Linked DNA regions of Homo sapiens: region 1 is linked to region 2. Evidence: chromatin loops called from intact Hi-C (ENCODE). Cell type or tissue: sigmoid colon. All regions are shown on one strand. Links, peaks and the distances in the headings refer to the core of each region. The heading gives the core; the rest is flanking DNA.

The links. Hi-C counts contacts between places; a loop is a spot of excess contacts. Peaks named below come from ENCODE experiments on the same cell type or tissue, not always from the same donor. Only the 100,000 strongest peaks of a DNase experiment are listed, where the experiment ranks them.
Region 1: it touches region 2 in a loop (4-fold over the local background); 3 of 110 quality-filtered maps call a loop at or near these places.

What each region holds. Positions count from the first base shown.
Region 1 is chr11:88,279,188-88,287,533 of GRCh38, forward strand. No RefSeq gene overlaps it. Among named protein-coding and RNA genes, the nearest start is that of CTSC, 54 kb to the right of the region's middle. In sigmoid colon, for the core only: no CTCF peak of the experiment used is centred there; no DNase peak of the experiment used is centred there.
Region 2 is chr11:88,410,564-88,418,909 of GRCh38, forward strand. All of the region lies in intron 2 of LOC101929174 (a long non-coding RNA gene), which reads left to right. Among named protein-coding and RNA genes, the nearest start is that of CTSC, 77 kb to the left of the region's middle. In sigmoid colon, for the core only: no CTCF peak of the experiment used is centred there; a DNase peak (open chromatin) is centred at 4,178; H3K27ac peaks cover 416 bases.

The sequences.
Region 1 (8,346 bases), core at 71-8,070, 130 kb before region 2:
AAAAATAGTAAAAAAAAAAATATATATACACATTAAAAAAAAAAGTCACCCATCTAATACTTTGCTGTAGGAATCAGTTAGCTTTCCCCTTTTTGACATATCTATATCCCTGTACATAATATGTTATGCCTTCCTTTCTCTACTTATGCGATGCTTTATTTGCTCCTACTTTCTACTTTTCATTGAAAAGCACTCATGTATTTTTCTGTGTGTTTATTATGAACCTAATGCAATGAAACAACTAAAATAAAATTAAATTCATCATAGTTTATAATGTCATTAGAAAGGTATGATACAGAAACAGAAAATAAATGTTAAATGATTTGGCAAGGGTAGTTTATCCTACAGAAATTTGGGTGAGAAAGTCTGACGAGGATGAAGGTGAGACTTGGACAGTGCTTTGAAGATACCAATAGCTTCCTAACTGATCTCACTGTTGCCAATCTTGCTCTTCCTCTTATGATTTCCTTACCAACAGATAACAACATTACAAAAGCAAAGATCTGATCATAATATTTCTCTGTACAAATTCCTTCTCCCCACTGATTACATCCTCACCAGCATTTATTATTAAAATTCATTGTATATGGAAATAAACCCAGATGCAAAGTTGCAGACTTTCTTCCTTCCCAGAACCTTGAATATCCTCCTAGTTTGTATTCTAGTTCCCCCATCGACCCCTGCCTCATTTTCCTGGGTCTAGATACCATGCTCAGCTATTACTTTGCTGGATCATGATACACTATGCCCACCTACCTCACCCAGGCACTAACTCACTGGGAATCTTTAGCCAAAATTTAGAATCATGTTACTGTCCCTATTTGTGCCCCAGAAACTTCAGCAGCTATGTTCCATCAACTTAGAAGATGCCTCCTTTAAATATCTATACTTCCTGGATCATACTACTGTATTTCCCTGGAATCCATAAATTGAACTGTGACTTCCTTTTATTCTATACCAACTTACATCTGAAGTGGTAGATTACTTCATATGGGTAGATTTAGAACACTGTGTTTCATTTGGCTCTTCCATTTTACTTTCTCCAAGAAAAAGAATGGAAGATAATAGGAAGCAATATGTATAAGACTGAATTAAGACAGAATTATTATCAAATTGAAAGACAGTGAGTTATGTTATTGGCTTTCAACATATATCAGACAGACCATGCCTCCTTGTCTAATAATAAAGACTTCATTTGGAGGTCCCAGAACACTAAATGATATGAAGCTATGGGTTAGGGGATGGTCAATTTACAGAGGCATGGGATCCTGGTTAACAAAAATTTTCTAGAAAGAAAAGAACATGAGTAAAGCTAATTTAGGGCACCATGATACATCTACTTATGGACATATTTGTAAACTACCAAGACCACCCTGTTTCATAATAGCCCAGTCATAGGTAGAATAATTACCTTTAAGAAGAATATAAAAGTACTAATGCTAAAGAAAGCAGAAATAATTCTCTAAGTCATTATTGGCTAAGAGTGTTGTATAATTTGCAGGTACATTTAAAGGAAGAATTACTAACTCAAGGCCTACTGCATTGCATTTCAGAAAATATACATTGAAAATAACGTGACATAATAGAGAATAGGTAAATGTCTGTAGCCATGGGCTCGAATACTGATTCTTCCAAATACCCTGAGCAAGGATCTTGGTCTACTGAACCTCAGTTTTCCTATCTGTAAAATGGGCTTTTAAAACCTGTTCTATTGACAGATTGTTTTGAAGAATAATACAAGTAATGCACTGCCATTCAAAAGGTAGTTATTTTATCTATTGTCATCGCTATTTAGACAGGCACAGTGTCTCAATATCAGGTTAATATAATGTCTTATTTTTGACATGTAAATGGCCATTAAGTGTTTTAAATCCTTCTTTAACTAAACAGGAGATTTGAAGATCAGCTTTTGAGTCCAGAGATTTGGGCAGAGGCCAAAATAATTCAGCTGCCAGCTACAAAGTACCACAGCAAGTGCCAAAAACGCTACTCATTTTTGAATGAGAAAAATATCTCTGCCAAACCAAATCTTAAGCGTTTTTATAGTTCTTTCCCGTATGTTCCTATAAAAAGGTCATTTTTTACATCTCATTTTTGAATGGAGCTGTCAGAATAACAACTTTCAACTGTCTCCCAAGCCTCAAAAATTGATCCAGTTAAAAAGAATTTGAGGATGGGAAGTATTTTTAGAGAATCCAGTGACTTGTGCTTTGAAGTCATGGACAGCACAGATTGAAATAAACACAAATAACTGACCTCTAGTTTGTACTTGGTCCATCCAGGTCTGCTTCTGGAGAGACAGCTCCCAAACAAACATTTCAGAACTCACAGCACCACCTTCTGGGGGTAGTATTTGGGGCAATATTTGAAATATTTGATAACCAGTCATGTTACAACTGACTAGAAAATACCATTTTCACTCTTATTTACACCTATTCCATGGCCAGATTAGAAAAACGAAGAGGAAGTTTGTTAAAGCAGGCCACACAATCTCTAAATTCCAGGCGGCTAGAATTTCACACGGTCTGGGGAGGAATTAGTGGTCTGAACTGATTGTGCAGGTCCCTGTCTCCACCAGGAGGAAGGGGCATCATTTTCCCATTCCCATATTGGCACTCTGTGAGCTAGCAGAAGCCCTTGGAGATTGAAATATTACAATAAATAGGTCTGAGTTTCTCAGAACTGCCATGAAACTTCTAATATGTGAAAATGTCTGGAAAGTTATAGAGTGGAACTGAAATATCTTCAAGGGATACAGCCTTCCAAATAGATAATGTTCAAAGAACAATTGATAGTGGTTACTGAAAACTAATACAACTGTTTTGAGTTTACATCCCCCATATCTGAGATTCCACACTAAACAACTTATATAGGGATTTTGCATATTATTCAAATAGAAAGCTAGATTGTTCACAACTGTCACTCAACTTCACATATTCTTACCAGCTAAGATTTTCCTGAGTTTAAATTTTTGTAGCCTGTATTGTGGAAATCACAGATTTATTGAATGTGCATTTTCAGAATCACTATCCATATCCATCTTGAAATATTTTTGAGCTATGGGAAACCAGGTGAGCATTTTAAGCAGGAATGTGGCATTGTCACCACTGGTGTGGTAAGGACTGGAAGAGAGCAAGACTGGGAGTAGGAAGGTATGTTAGGAAGCCATAGCGATGACATAGGTTACAGATCATGATAGGTTAAGACAGACATGTGGAGAGACAGATGTAATAGGTATTTAGAAATCAGAATTAATAGCAGCTCATGATTAATTGAATGTTGGGGTAAGGAAGATGAATAAATACGATAGTTTTCTGATTTTTGAAAAGTTGGTGAATGGAGATGCCATTAACTAAAAAGATGGAAATGAGCTGCCTTTGGGAATAGAAAGATGATGTATTCAGACTTGTGCATGTTGCATTTAGTAATAGGACTTGTGCCTTGTATCAGTGGAGAATGAGATACAGGGTTTAGAATTATAATAGGCAGCCTTTATGAGGACCCCCAGTGAAGTTACCTCCTGGTATATTCAGGCTTCATGTAACACTATCTCCTTCAGTAATGTGCTTCTGACCAACAGAATATGGAAACATTGAGGAGATGTCTCTTTCATGATTAGGTTACAAGAGATTATGAATCCTGTCTTGCAAGTACACTCTCTCTGTTGCTTTCATAGCTTGCACATTTTAATGAAGCAAACTGTTGTGTTATAGAGGCCCACATGGCAAGGTCCTGAGAGTGGCATCTGGTCAACAGACACCAAGAAACTGTCAACATAAAATAAACAAATTCAAAGTCTATTTTAAGAGAGTTTATTCAAGCACAAAGGTTAAGGACTGCAGCCCAGGAAACACTTCCAAATTGCCTTGGGAGTGCTCTGGAGAACAAAACAGATGCTCAAGTGTTTAAAGAAAAAAAAGATGAATCAGGGGAAGCAACAATTACAAAATTTTTTTGTCAAGAATTCTCATTGGTTCACAGAAATAACATTAGTTAGCAATTGGCTATACATTGTGGAACTATAGGGTATATGGCATTTTATGGCTACTTGGGATCAGTTAGTCTAGAGCCTGCAAAGCAAGTGGCTTGGAGAGATAGTGATTTAGCTCAAGAGGGAGTGAGATGTGACTGTTGCCACATGTTAAATGCTTTTCTGGGCCTGATTATTTAAGGGAGCTCACATGCCTAGAGGGAAAGTAAAGTTTAAGGAGGACCGGGAGACTGAAAAGAATATTGCAAAGAAATACAGATCTGAAATCTGGGAATTGCAAGGTTAAAGAAGGTGTGACCAAATAAATACCAACTGCTGAAAGACTGAAAACTATTTTCAGCAACAAGGTGGATTTTATCTTGATGTGAACAATTTCACATTAAGTGACCTGGCAGAAGGCAGATTTCAACAGACTGAGGAGAAAACACAAAGTGAGAAGGTAAAAGAAATTTCGTTGAAGACACTTAAATGTTAAGAAAAGTATAATGTGATATTTGCAGTAGGTGAAAAGTTGGTAGCTGATATGGTTTGCCTCTGCGTCCCCACCCAAATCTCACCTTGAATTGTAATAATCCCCATGTGTCAAGGGTGGGACGAAGTGGCGATAAGTAAATCATGGGGGCAGTTTCCCCCATATTGTTCTCATGATAGTGAGTGACTTCTCCTGACATCTGATGGCTTTATAAGGTGCTTCCCCCTTTGCTCTGCACTCATTCTCTCTTCTGCCGTCCTGTGAAGAGGTACCTTATGCCATGATTCTAAGTTTCCCCAGGCCTCCCCAGCCACGTGGAACTGTTGTCAATTACACCTCTTTTCTTTAAAAATTACTCCATCTTCACACCAGTGTGAGAACAGGCTCTTATAGTGGCTTTTTGGAGGAGAGAGAGACTTGAGCTTATTTATGTGATAAGGCCTCTTTGGTCATGCAAATTTTTATTACATTTTCTGTTATTTATACCATAGCTATTTTTCATAAGAAAAACAATAAAGGAAATAAGTACGCTTAATCATTCATAATCCTCTTGCCCTTTTGAAGGCACTAACATATCCATTTGCATTTTTCATAACAAAATACAGCATCATTTTTCCCACATATAACATAAGTACTTCTTAATGTTGTTATGTTAGTGCCATTGTTGTTTTTAATATTGTATAATATATTGTCAAGTTTGTGTACTATAAATGATCTATTTTCTACTTATTGGGCCTCTAGGTTGTTTCCAACTTTTTATAACTGTAAATGATGCTGTGATTAATTGTGCAAAGTTGCTCCAAAACAAAAACAGAGAAGCTTCCCATAAGAGTGTTTCCTGGATGTTTGCCAAAGTCAGTACTCTTCATGCCAAAGGGCTCTGAACTGAATTCAATAAAAGTTCATGCAAATACTGCTGGGACTATTCCTTTTTTTATTTTTTATTATTGAAAACTTCAAAAGCCCAGCAGATGGGTAGATCAAATATACAGAAAGAGATCACTGAATGTCCAGATTGACTTTAAACTTTCTGTGAAACCAAATGTATTCTGTGAACTTATTCTAGGTTGATATCTTTCTACCAACATCCTGAAGTACATTACATACAGCAGAGAGGGCCTCAATAATCTTTCTTCTTTTATTTATTTATTTTTTTATACAGGAAGGAATGTTGCTGTCCTTAATACCTCCCTTGCTAATGCACTTGCAAGAAAAATAATCCACTTCCCCTTGGAGGGCTGAGTGTGCTGCCAAAAAAAAAAAAAAAAAAAATTTGAGCTTATAGCATTTGTTGCAAATCTGCTAAACATTATGTTTGCCAAATTCTTCCTAAAAATTGCTATCACATTTCTGGGAAGACACTTGCTGAAAGGAAAAGCTTGTACTGCTTTAGTAGTGGTCAGCTGAAATTCAACCTCTTCAAAGTAGAGCTTGTCATCCATTGCCCACCACCTCCCTCCTGACTTAAATTCTAGGAGGCCACCCTTCTTTTATTTATTCTAGTTTAAGATGCTGAAGGTGTCTTCTTATTTCTCAGGACTTGTGCAATTACGATAGTTTCTTACAAAAGATAAGGAAGAACAAAAGAGATCAGGACCTGAAATATCAACAAACTCCTGGGAAAAGCACAGGAAGAACATCTTGAGGGAAGTATGGTTAAGAGCTATGGTGCTAGAACAGAGACCTGGATTCAAATCCCAAGAAAATGGATGACTTCCTTCGCTTGTCTTATTCCTTATGTGTAAAACAAAATCTATACCAGGAATTCAATGAGACGTTGTATGCAAAGAGCTTACCATACCACCTAGCACAAAGTAAGACCTTGATAAATGGCAGCTATCATTATTATTACCAATAAAGGCAAAACTAACTGGGTCAAAAATAAAGTATCCACTTGGTGAAGCTGCTGCAGGGGACAGTCAAGGTATAAAGAGGCAGCAGTCAGGTTCAAGGGGAGGGGCAGGGGGAAGATAATGTTTGCTCCTGGGTGTAGCAGGAGCACAATGATGGGGAATCCAGGTGCTGCACAAAATGCCCAATTCTTGACAGCATGTAGTGAGCATTTTAAAAAGTCTCTCCATTGGCAGAAGGAATCTAGTTCCCAGGTGGGATTTTACTGGTCAGAGTCTTGGCTCTAGAGACAATGATAGCATGAGTAAGACTACATCTCCACCCCAGAGAAACAGACAAAGGGCTGAGGACTGAGAGAGCCACTAAGGGTCAGGGAACAAATGGAGAGCTCAGTTTCCCAACAGGTCTGACCCCGGATGAGATTATGGCTCAAAGCTGAGTTACCTAACCGGTCTAGCCACCTGAATCTCACCTGCCAAGCCTTTTCAATGGTTCCTCCCAGCCTATAACTGAAAGAAAATTTTAAATAGTAACAATATTGGCATTTTGGAATGGCTACTGCCTAGGGGAAGAGGCACCCATACACATAAAAGTTTACTGCCAGTACTGGGGCTTACACATCTTCATAAGCCTAATGGAATTTTATGCAAATATGGGATAAGTAAGTGAACTTTTCTGGAGAAAGTATCCATAGTTTTCAGCAGTCTCAAAGCAGCTCATGACCCAGCAGGCATGAAGGATCAATGCTTTAAGTAAAGATGTTACAATCTACCTCTTTCCTTCTCATCTTTATTTTGATGAAATGTTGGGTGAGTTGAATGGTTTCATCTTCTATGGCAGAATTTTCCCACATGCTTGGGCCTTCAATTATCACAATAACTTCCCATTTGCTCCCCTCACTTTTTCTTATAAGGGTTTATCACAACTTCTGGTTCATTAAGACATTCTATTCTTATAAATTGTGGCCATGTATTTAATACATTTTATACCTTTTATAGTCATGTCAGTAGGTTCTGTTGGGTGGGGATTACTGCAGAATGGGGTCAATCTGTCACCTTGAAATTGAAGGGAAGTGTCTTAATCTTCTCTCATTGCTTCTATCTTCCCACAGTCTCTTGGCCTCCCATGCCTTTTACTACGCCTCTTGCTTTTTCAAAGCTCAGCTCAAGTTCCAGATTCTCTTTGGAAGCTTCTGGGATTACTTCAACCCTCAGAATTCTTTCCCTCTTCCAAAGTATATAACATTCATTTGGTGCTGGGAAAGTATATAAAGGAATTAGCATGTTGTAGACAGGACTTTTTCAACCTCAGGACTATTGACATTTTGGGCTGGTTAATTCTTCATGTGGAGGCTTGTCCTGTGCACTATAGAATATTTAGCTGTATATCTGGCCTCTATCAACTAGATGCAGTAGCACACTCCCATCCTCGCCCCAGTTATGACAACCCCAAATGTCTACCAACATTAGGGGCAAAATTACCTCTAGTTGAGAACCAGCGTTGAAGAATGATCCCCATGTATCAGGTAATGTACTAGATTATATAGCTTTTATTTCATGGGTATATCCTACTTTCCTACGTTTATCTTCCCTTTAATTCAGTTCACTCACTTATTTTTAATTTATTTTACATTGCGTCTTAACCTTTGCAAAACACTTTAAATCTTTTTTTAAAACAAGGCAAGTTATATGTAAACACTCGTTGCTTCTTTTAAACCTTGGCACAGCCCTTGAAAAAAGATATTAGCAACGCTGTTTAACAGGCAAAGACACTGACTACTAGAAATCTCTGTTCAATAACTGAACAAAGTCCAAATAACAAACATTGGTGGAGCAAAGACTCAATATCAGGATTTTCTGGTTCCAAAGACCATGACATTTTTGTGCCACAATGCTATTTTTAAAAATTGGTACACATTTGTGCATATTTATGGGGGTACATACGGTATTTTGATACATGCATAAAATGTGTCACAATCAAATCTAGGTATTTAGCATATACATAACCTATAACATTTATCATTTCTGTGTTG
Region 2 (8,346 bases), core at 17-8,016:
AGCTATGATATTTATGGAGTATCAGGTCATAGAATTTAACATAAAATATTAACGAGACTTCAGTGTCATTTGCCCGTCTAACAAAAGGCATTTAATCCCAGTTTTTACAAAATATTCATCCTGATTTAGCTGATAGTTGAGGTCCTTGTGCTGAGCCATCTGCTAATTCTGTGGAAGACTGACCACACCTTTGAACGGGGAGCCTCCCAGGTGCCAAATAGAAGAAATTGTGCAGAATACTCTGACTCACACTAACGATAGTCATCATCCTTACCTTCTCCTTTTCTCCCTCCCTTCCTTTTCCTTTTCTTTCCCAGGTCTTCTGTGAGTACACCGACAATTTCAAACACTATACTAGGAACTGAATTTGGATAAATCATAACCTGCCCCAGGGGCTCACTTCTAGGAGAGGGGACAGATAAGTAATTGCACAATTATAATATAATTATAACATACTATATAATGCTCTAGGCTGTATGAGTATATGAAAGAGGAATTTATAAGTCACAATACGGGGAAAAGAGTCTTATAACTTACATCTCCACAAATGTTTTTTCTTTTCAGGGGATGCTCCTAAATTACAGCCATTATATCGCAGGAGATAGAACATATACGAGGCACAATGGCAAAGCATAGGATCTATGTTTTAACTAATGAATGGGAAATAGGCTCCAAAAGAAGATTGCCCATTAAAGCCATCCCCTTGAGAGGCTATTAATGAATTCCAAAGATGTTGCCTTTCCTTAAAGCTTTTTTGGAACTTGTATTTGGTTAGACTCTGAGCTCTTCTAGAGCAGAACAAAGCTTAACTTAATGCATGGTGCATGATTAATGTTTATAGAACAAGTAAGTGAACTCAGAGACAGTGGCTCATTTTTAATACCATAATTGGTGAGTAATACTTGTTCCTGGGGTGTTTGGGGTTTTTAGAGGCTTAAGACATCCAGATTTAACAAAACTGTGGTCAGACTAACAGTGTTTAGAGTTCAAAGTGAGGCATAGCTCTACAGTAATGGAAGTGGATTTCTTGCAAACCATCTCCAAAGAATACCAGAACAAAAGCAGGAAGAAAAGAAAGTGTGTTTTTTTTCTTTTCTTTTCCTTTCTTTTTCTTTTTTTTAGACGGAGTCTTGCTCTGTCACCAGGCTGGAGTGCAGTGGCATGATCTCGGCTCACTGCAACCTCCGCCTCCTGGGCTCATGCCATTCTCCTGCCTCAGCCTCCCAAGCAGCTGAGATTACAGGCACCCGCCACCACACCCGGCTAATTTTTGTATTTTTAGCAGAGACGGGATTTCACCATGTTGGCCAGGATGGTCTCGATCTCTTGACCTTGTGATCCACCCGCCTCGGACTCCCAAAGTACTGGGATTACAGGCATGAGCCACTGCACCCGGCCAAAAGTGGGTTTTGATGAATAGTAACGTCATCCTCAAATATGAAGAGTATTGGTTGTAATGTTGCTTGGAGGAAATTGATAAGCACTTTTTAAGAAAAGTAGATTGTATTAGAAGCATCCTTTCTTTCTTTTTTTTTTTTTTTTTTTTTACTTTAAGTTCTGGGATACATGTGTAGAATGTGCAGGTTTTTTACGTAGGTGTACATATGCCATGGTGGTTTGCTCCACCTATCAACCAGTCATCTAGGTTTTCAGCCCCGCATGCATTAGGTATTTGTCCTAATGCTCTCCCTCCCCTTGTCCCTCACCCTCCAACAGGCCCCAGTGTGTGATGCTCCCCTCCCTGTGCCCATGTGTTCTCATTGTTCAACTCGCATTTATGAGTGAGAACATGTGGAGTTTGATTTTCTGTTCCTGTGTTAGTTTGCTGAGAATGATGGCTTCCAGCTTCCTCTATGTCCCTGCAAAGGACATGAACTCATTCTTTTTTATGGCTGCATAGTATTCTATGGTGTATATGTGCCAATTTTTTTTATCCAATCTATTATTGATGGGCATTTGGGTTGGTTCCAAGTCTTTCCTATTGTAAATAGTACTGCAATAAACATACCTGTGCATGTGTCTTTATAATAGAATGATTTATAATCCTTTGGTTATATACCCAGTAATGGGATTGCTGGGTCAAATGGTATCTAGATCTTTGAGGAATCATCACAATGTCTTCCACAATGGTTAAACTAATTTACACTCCCATCACCAGTATAAAAGCGTTCCTATTTCTCCACATCCTTGCCAGCATCTGTTGTTTCCTGACTTTTTAATAATCATCATTCTAATTGACATGAGATGGCATCTCATTGTGGTTTTCATTTGCATTTTTCTAATGACTAGTGATGATGAGCTTTTTTTCATATGTTTGTTGGCCGCATGGTTGTCTTCTTTTGAGAAGTGTCTGTTCATAGCAGAAGCATTTCTTCTGGGAACAAAAGTACCATCCAAGGATTATTTAAACACCAGAGGATTTTGAATAAGCAAAAATGTCCTTTGAGCTGACTTTTGGGATTGGAGCTGGTGAGAACTGCATTACTCAGCATGGCATGAAAAGCACTTGGAATTGCTAGGAGCAATCCTGGAAGTCCACTTTAAAAAAGATCATAGGGAAGAGAAAGAGAGAAGCCACTGAGATGAAGAAAGAGCCCATGACACCAGTGTGCCTGGGTGGACAAAAGACAAGCTGTGGATTGTTTCAAATAGAGGATTGGTTCACACAGGGATTCGGTTCTTTGCTCTCTACACTGATGTTACAGTTACAAGCACCATACCTGCATGATATTGTTGATATTTTTTAAGATCAAGGAAAAAACCTGAAAGTCCATATATGAGTGAAAGTGGTGTAAGTCAGGGGCAACATTCAAGGAAGATAAAATAATTCATAAATAGAACTGATTTATGGGAGCAGGAGCTCAGAACTAGAAGTAACAATAGAAACCCAGATCCTCCAGAGATTCATAGAACTCTTAGAAAAAGCTTCGACTATGGCCTGGGGGTTCTGAGTAGCCTTAGCTTAATTGGAAGCCTTACCCCAATTGACACATGAGTTTCATATAAAATATAGCACTAGACAAAATCTGAGCACCTCTATTTTGATTATAGAAAATTGGTTCTGAAGCTTTTTTTTTTCTTTTCTGGAATTTTCTTCTTTCTTTACTAAGAAAAAAGTTCCACCCTGCTACTGCTGCCCCTACAGAGTCGATCATGGTATTTGCTGGGTTCCCACTGTATTTTCTAGAGATTTACATTTTAGCACCTGTATAAGTTTTGGACAATTTAGAAATTTTCTGCTCCTTTAGATTCTGAGCTACTTGAGGTTGGGGAACATGTCTTATTTTTGTTTATCCTGAACCCTTTGTTTCTATCAAATATCCAGTAAATGTTACTGAATAAATGAATGAATTAATGATTAAATGTATGTATGCATGAATCAATGAATGAAGATGAGTATCTATGCTCCTAGAAGTTATAACCTAAATACAGGGAATTTTAAGTAACAGAGTACAAGTCTGGGCGTAAATCAAAACTAAAGATTTTCAAATATCAAAAAGAATTTTGTTTGACTTCCTTCTTAGAGACGGTTTTGGTTTGCTTGTTTTAAACATCTTTCATCTCCATCCCTTGTTTTCTGGAATTTCTATAAGCTATCACCATCCTCCCCACCACCACCCTGCTAAAAAAGGCCCTTTTCTGAGAAACAGAAGAAGAAATAAATGAAATTGGTTTGCATGCCTTAGTGAATTCTTATGATGAAAGGGTAACCTGGAAACAATTCCCATTACACTTAGCAAAACCATTTTTCAGTCTATACAGCCCACTATCTAATTACAGTATTGGAATACTGTTAAGAATGGAGCAAAGTTCAAAGAATCAGTTATATCCCCAATCAAAGCGACCGGCCACACTTTCAGTAGCTGGTGAGAGTGAAGAGGAAGTCACTAAACCAGAAGATCTAATCAGTCTGTTTATCATGTGACAAGAAGATCTTAAGTATTCCTATTGCTGTTCTTATGGAGACTTCATGTCACCCAAATGGAGGCAAGGGACCTCTTTAAAGAGATCAAACAAGGTTGGTAACAGAAGTCCACATGTGAACCTGAACCCTGGGGAGGGATTATTGAGAGAAAACTAGAAGCGTCAATTTGCCCTGTTCCCCAGCTTCTTCGGAGACCTATGTTGAGAGCTGGCCAGCACGAGTCAACTATTGTTGCCTGGCAGTCATCCAAAATGCAGTCTATTACTGGAGAAAAAGCAGTGCATGTGGGAAGGAACTCAGCCCTCTTTTGTGGGCCTTGTATTGTTACTGCACAGCAGAGGATCCAGATAGAGGAAACTAGCTTTAGTGGCATTTTTTTAAAAAGGATAATACTTGATTTGAACAAATAGAACTGTGTAGCCTCCATAAAATTCTGTTTATTTTGTACAATTTGTTTCCAGGTATCTTTGGTACAGTTTAATCCTGGTGAGGGGTATGATGCCATGTAAGCAGAATAAAAGGTTGACATTAAGAAATCATTTTAGGTCTAGAAATAAATGTGGGCTGGAGGAAGGAAAGGATGTGGTCTGGTGGCAAGGAGAAAAAAGGGTGTGCCAGGTGAGAGGCACATGAAATGTGAAATCCTATAAGCCAGTCTGTTTCTGGGGTTGGAAGGCAGGGCTATTGTGTAAAGAGCAAGGCTAGAAAAACCACTGTGAGGCTGAAGAGTAATTATATCCTGGGGAGGAGATGCTTCAGCCTCTCAAGTCAGATCCACGGACATTTGCTTCGTTGTTTGTTTTGATAAGTAGGGGCTACTGTTCACATCTGAGAGGAACGGCATGACTAATGTGATGCTCCTGATAAGTTCTCAACCTTGGTTATATATTGGAATCACTTTAAAATTACTAATGCCTTGGCATTTTACGAAGGTCTCTAGGTGATTTTAATATGCCACATGCTAGAAGGAGCACCCTCACTTTACTTGGGCAAGTTCAATCTTACAATATACCTGATAGTACTTCTTGATTTCTTTGACTTTAATGACCATCTGCAATGTGGTTACCTGCTGATACAATTGCCTCCTAAACTAGTGGTTTTCAAGTGTCAAGGTGCATAGGCATTTCCAGTATATCTTGTAAAAGACAGAAAAAAAAAACACAGATTTGATTCAGTAGATCTGGGGTAGGGCTTGAGAATCAACGTTCTAACAAAAATCCCCTCTTCTGTTCCTCAGAACACACTGTGAGTAGTAAGCTCTTGAATTACAACTCCTCACAGCCTTGTTCCCACTTCCATTTGGTGTAGCCCTCAAGAGTGCAGGCTTTGGGTTTAGAACACTCTGGCCTCTACCCTCTACTAGCTGAATGAGTCTGGGCCAGTTGATTAACTTTAATTACCTAGTTTCTTTGCCTATAAAATGAGGATAAATGAAGGTTTTGTGAGTATATAAAAGATTAACTTAAAGTGGACTAACAGTGCAGGGCCTTGCACATGGTTAGTCCCTAGCTTTCTCTAACCCCTGAGATGCTTTGTCTTGTCACAGCTCCTTTAATTATTTTTTGGTCTCCTACTTTATAACTTCTGTAGAATCTTATAGAAATTCTCAACTGACCTCTAGTTCTTGGAATCCTCCCAACTTCCCCAAACTGTTGCTTCTTTTCTGGCCTCTATTCCCTTTCCACTCAGCCTGTGTTCTCTGGTCAATCATGTAGACCATGGCTTCTATCCGTTCATTCATTAAACAAACATTTACTGAGCACGCCATATGTGCTAGGCATTGTGATGAGCTCTAGGAGTATATTCAATGCATTCAGTGGTGGGCTGGTAAATGTTTCATGATGGTGTAAAAATGTATGTTTATGCACACATACATAAATGTATACTTTTTAATATAAAACATTAATGTAAAGAATGTATAGTGTACAATTTACTCTTTATTTTAAATGTAATATAGCCATTTTGTTTCCACAGAAATTTTTTATTTTATTTTTTGCTAAACTATTGTATTTTTAGCCAAGCTATGGTTGTATCTGATGAATGAATATAGTTCATATAAGAATATTACTTGATTCTTTTGTATTAATAAGATTAAAGTAAAATTAGGTGGTAAGTTGTAACTTCCTTTGTTTGTCAATATCATGAGCTGCTTCTTTGCTGAATCATAGGTTTTAGATACCGGAAGAATAATATTTCTTTAAATTTTTGTGTAATGGCTATAGACATGACCTGCTTTAAGCTTAATCTGTGCTGTTAACATTTTTACTATCATTTTCTCAAGTCTAAACAATCAAATAAACAATACATCAAGATGTCAACTAGGCCGGGCGCGATGGCTCACGCCTGTAATCCCAGCACTTTGGGAGGCCGAGGTGGGCGGATCACAAGGTCAGGAGATCAAGACCATCCTGGCTAACATGGTGAAACTCCGTTTCTACTAAAAGTACAAAAAATTATCCGGGCGTGGTGGCGGGCGCCTGTAGTCCCAGCTACTCGGGAGGCTGAGGCAGGAGAATGGCGTGAACCAGGGACGCGGAGTTTGCAGTGAGCCCAGATCGCGCCACTGCACTCCAGCCTGGGAGACAGAGCCAGACTCCACCTGGAAAAAAAAAAAAGATGTCAACTAGTGTTGCTGATTTATTTGGTATCAATACATCCACTATTGTCAATTTCAAGCTACCAGCATAATGTATTGTAATGGCAAAAACTGCAATTACTTTTGCACCAACCGAATAATGGCACTGAACAGGAAGTTGAAAAGATGTGCGGTAGTCCCTCAATAGATAGTATTTCCACCATAAGGATTGAATCGGGGAAAATAACTTCAAGAGAATAAATCGTAGTAAACACTATGACAATAAACAGGAAATGAATTAGAGCATTTATTATGTTTTGAGAATATAATTTGTTTTTTAAAATAATAGCTATGTTTAACAAACAGATGGAAAAATTCCTGAAAATTTAATAATAAGCACTTCTTAGCAAGGACAAGCCAGCTGCAACACATCAGGTTTGTGCAGTAGACATAGTCACTGACATCATGAAGCTTATACTCTAGAAATGGAGGCAGAGAAATAAATGAGCATGAATCTTATAAGAAGGGCCCCTCAGCCAAATTTGATGCTATAATTGTGATAGGCAGAATGTTGGCTCCCCATGGACTTCACTCTCTGGTGTTTATATCCATGAATAGGTTATATTAAATGGCAAAAAGATTTTGTAGATGTAATGTTACAAAGCAATTGACCTTAAAATGGTGAGAGTATCTTTGATTATCCAGATGGGCCTAATGTAATCACATGAATCCTTAAAACAGAAGGCAGAAGCAGAAATCAGAGTCAAAGCACAAGGATTACCAAGGCACCATTGTTGGCTTGAAGAGAAAGAGGACCATGCAGCAAGGAAATAGGGACCACAGTCCCACAACCATGAGGCACTGAATTCTGCCAATACCCAGTGAGTGTGGAAGAAGACCATACGTCCCAGATGAGAGCTGCAGCCCTGGATACTACCTGGATTTTAGCCTAATGAGACCCTGAAAAGATAAACCAACCACACTGTGCCAGATTTCTAACCTATAGAAATAGTGAGATAAATTTGTGCTTTTTAAAAGTGCTACATTTTTACAGCACAGTAATTTGTTACACAGCAATAGAAAACTAATAACAACTAGTAAAAAAAAAAATTATCAAAATAACAGTAATCCAGGAATAGCAGGGAAAAGAATGTTTCAGCACTTTCAGGGATTTAGTGGTGTTGAATATGCCTGAGTGGCATGTACAAGAGAAAGAAAAATGAGAAATCAAGATGGAAAAAAAGTGTTCCTTCCTGAAGAACCTTTTAAGCTAGGAGAATATTCTGAATGTTTTCCCAAGAGCAAAGGGAACCAATACATCATTTGTCATGATCAATTTGTGTTTATGGAAGATAGATGAAAAGGGTGTTGAATGGCAGGAGGCAGATCATTTAGGAGGCTTTTTCAGATCAAACAAGCATGGTGAGGATGGAGAAAAGTGGATTGCGGTGCCTTACCCTGTATACTCACTATTGTCTACTGTTTGTTCTTTCTCTCGTTTGCTTTTTAGTTGTGCTCAACAATCACTGTTTTAGCACTCTGTGCCAGGCACCATGCCAGGCAGTGTGAATACCCCTTCAGGCTCCCAGACCTTGGTAGGGATCATGTTGCTGCCCTTTTTCCCCCAGAAGCTGTGTAAAGTAATGTAAATACATAGTTTATGAATTCAAAAAACTAGTTCTGCCACTTATAAAGTGAACAACCTAGGGCAGGTCACTTAACCTCTCTGAGTTTCACTTTCCTGATTTGCAAATAATTGCTATAGCTACTTCAGAAAGCTATTGTGGCTAGGCGTGGTGGCTTATGCCTGTAATCCCAGCAGTTTGGGATGCTAAGGCAGGAGAAT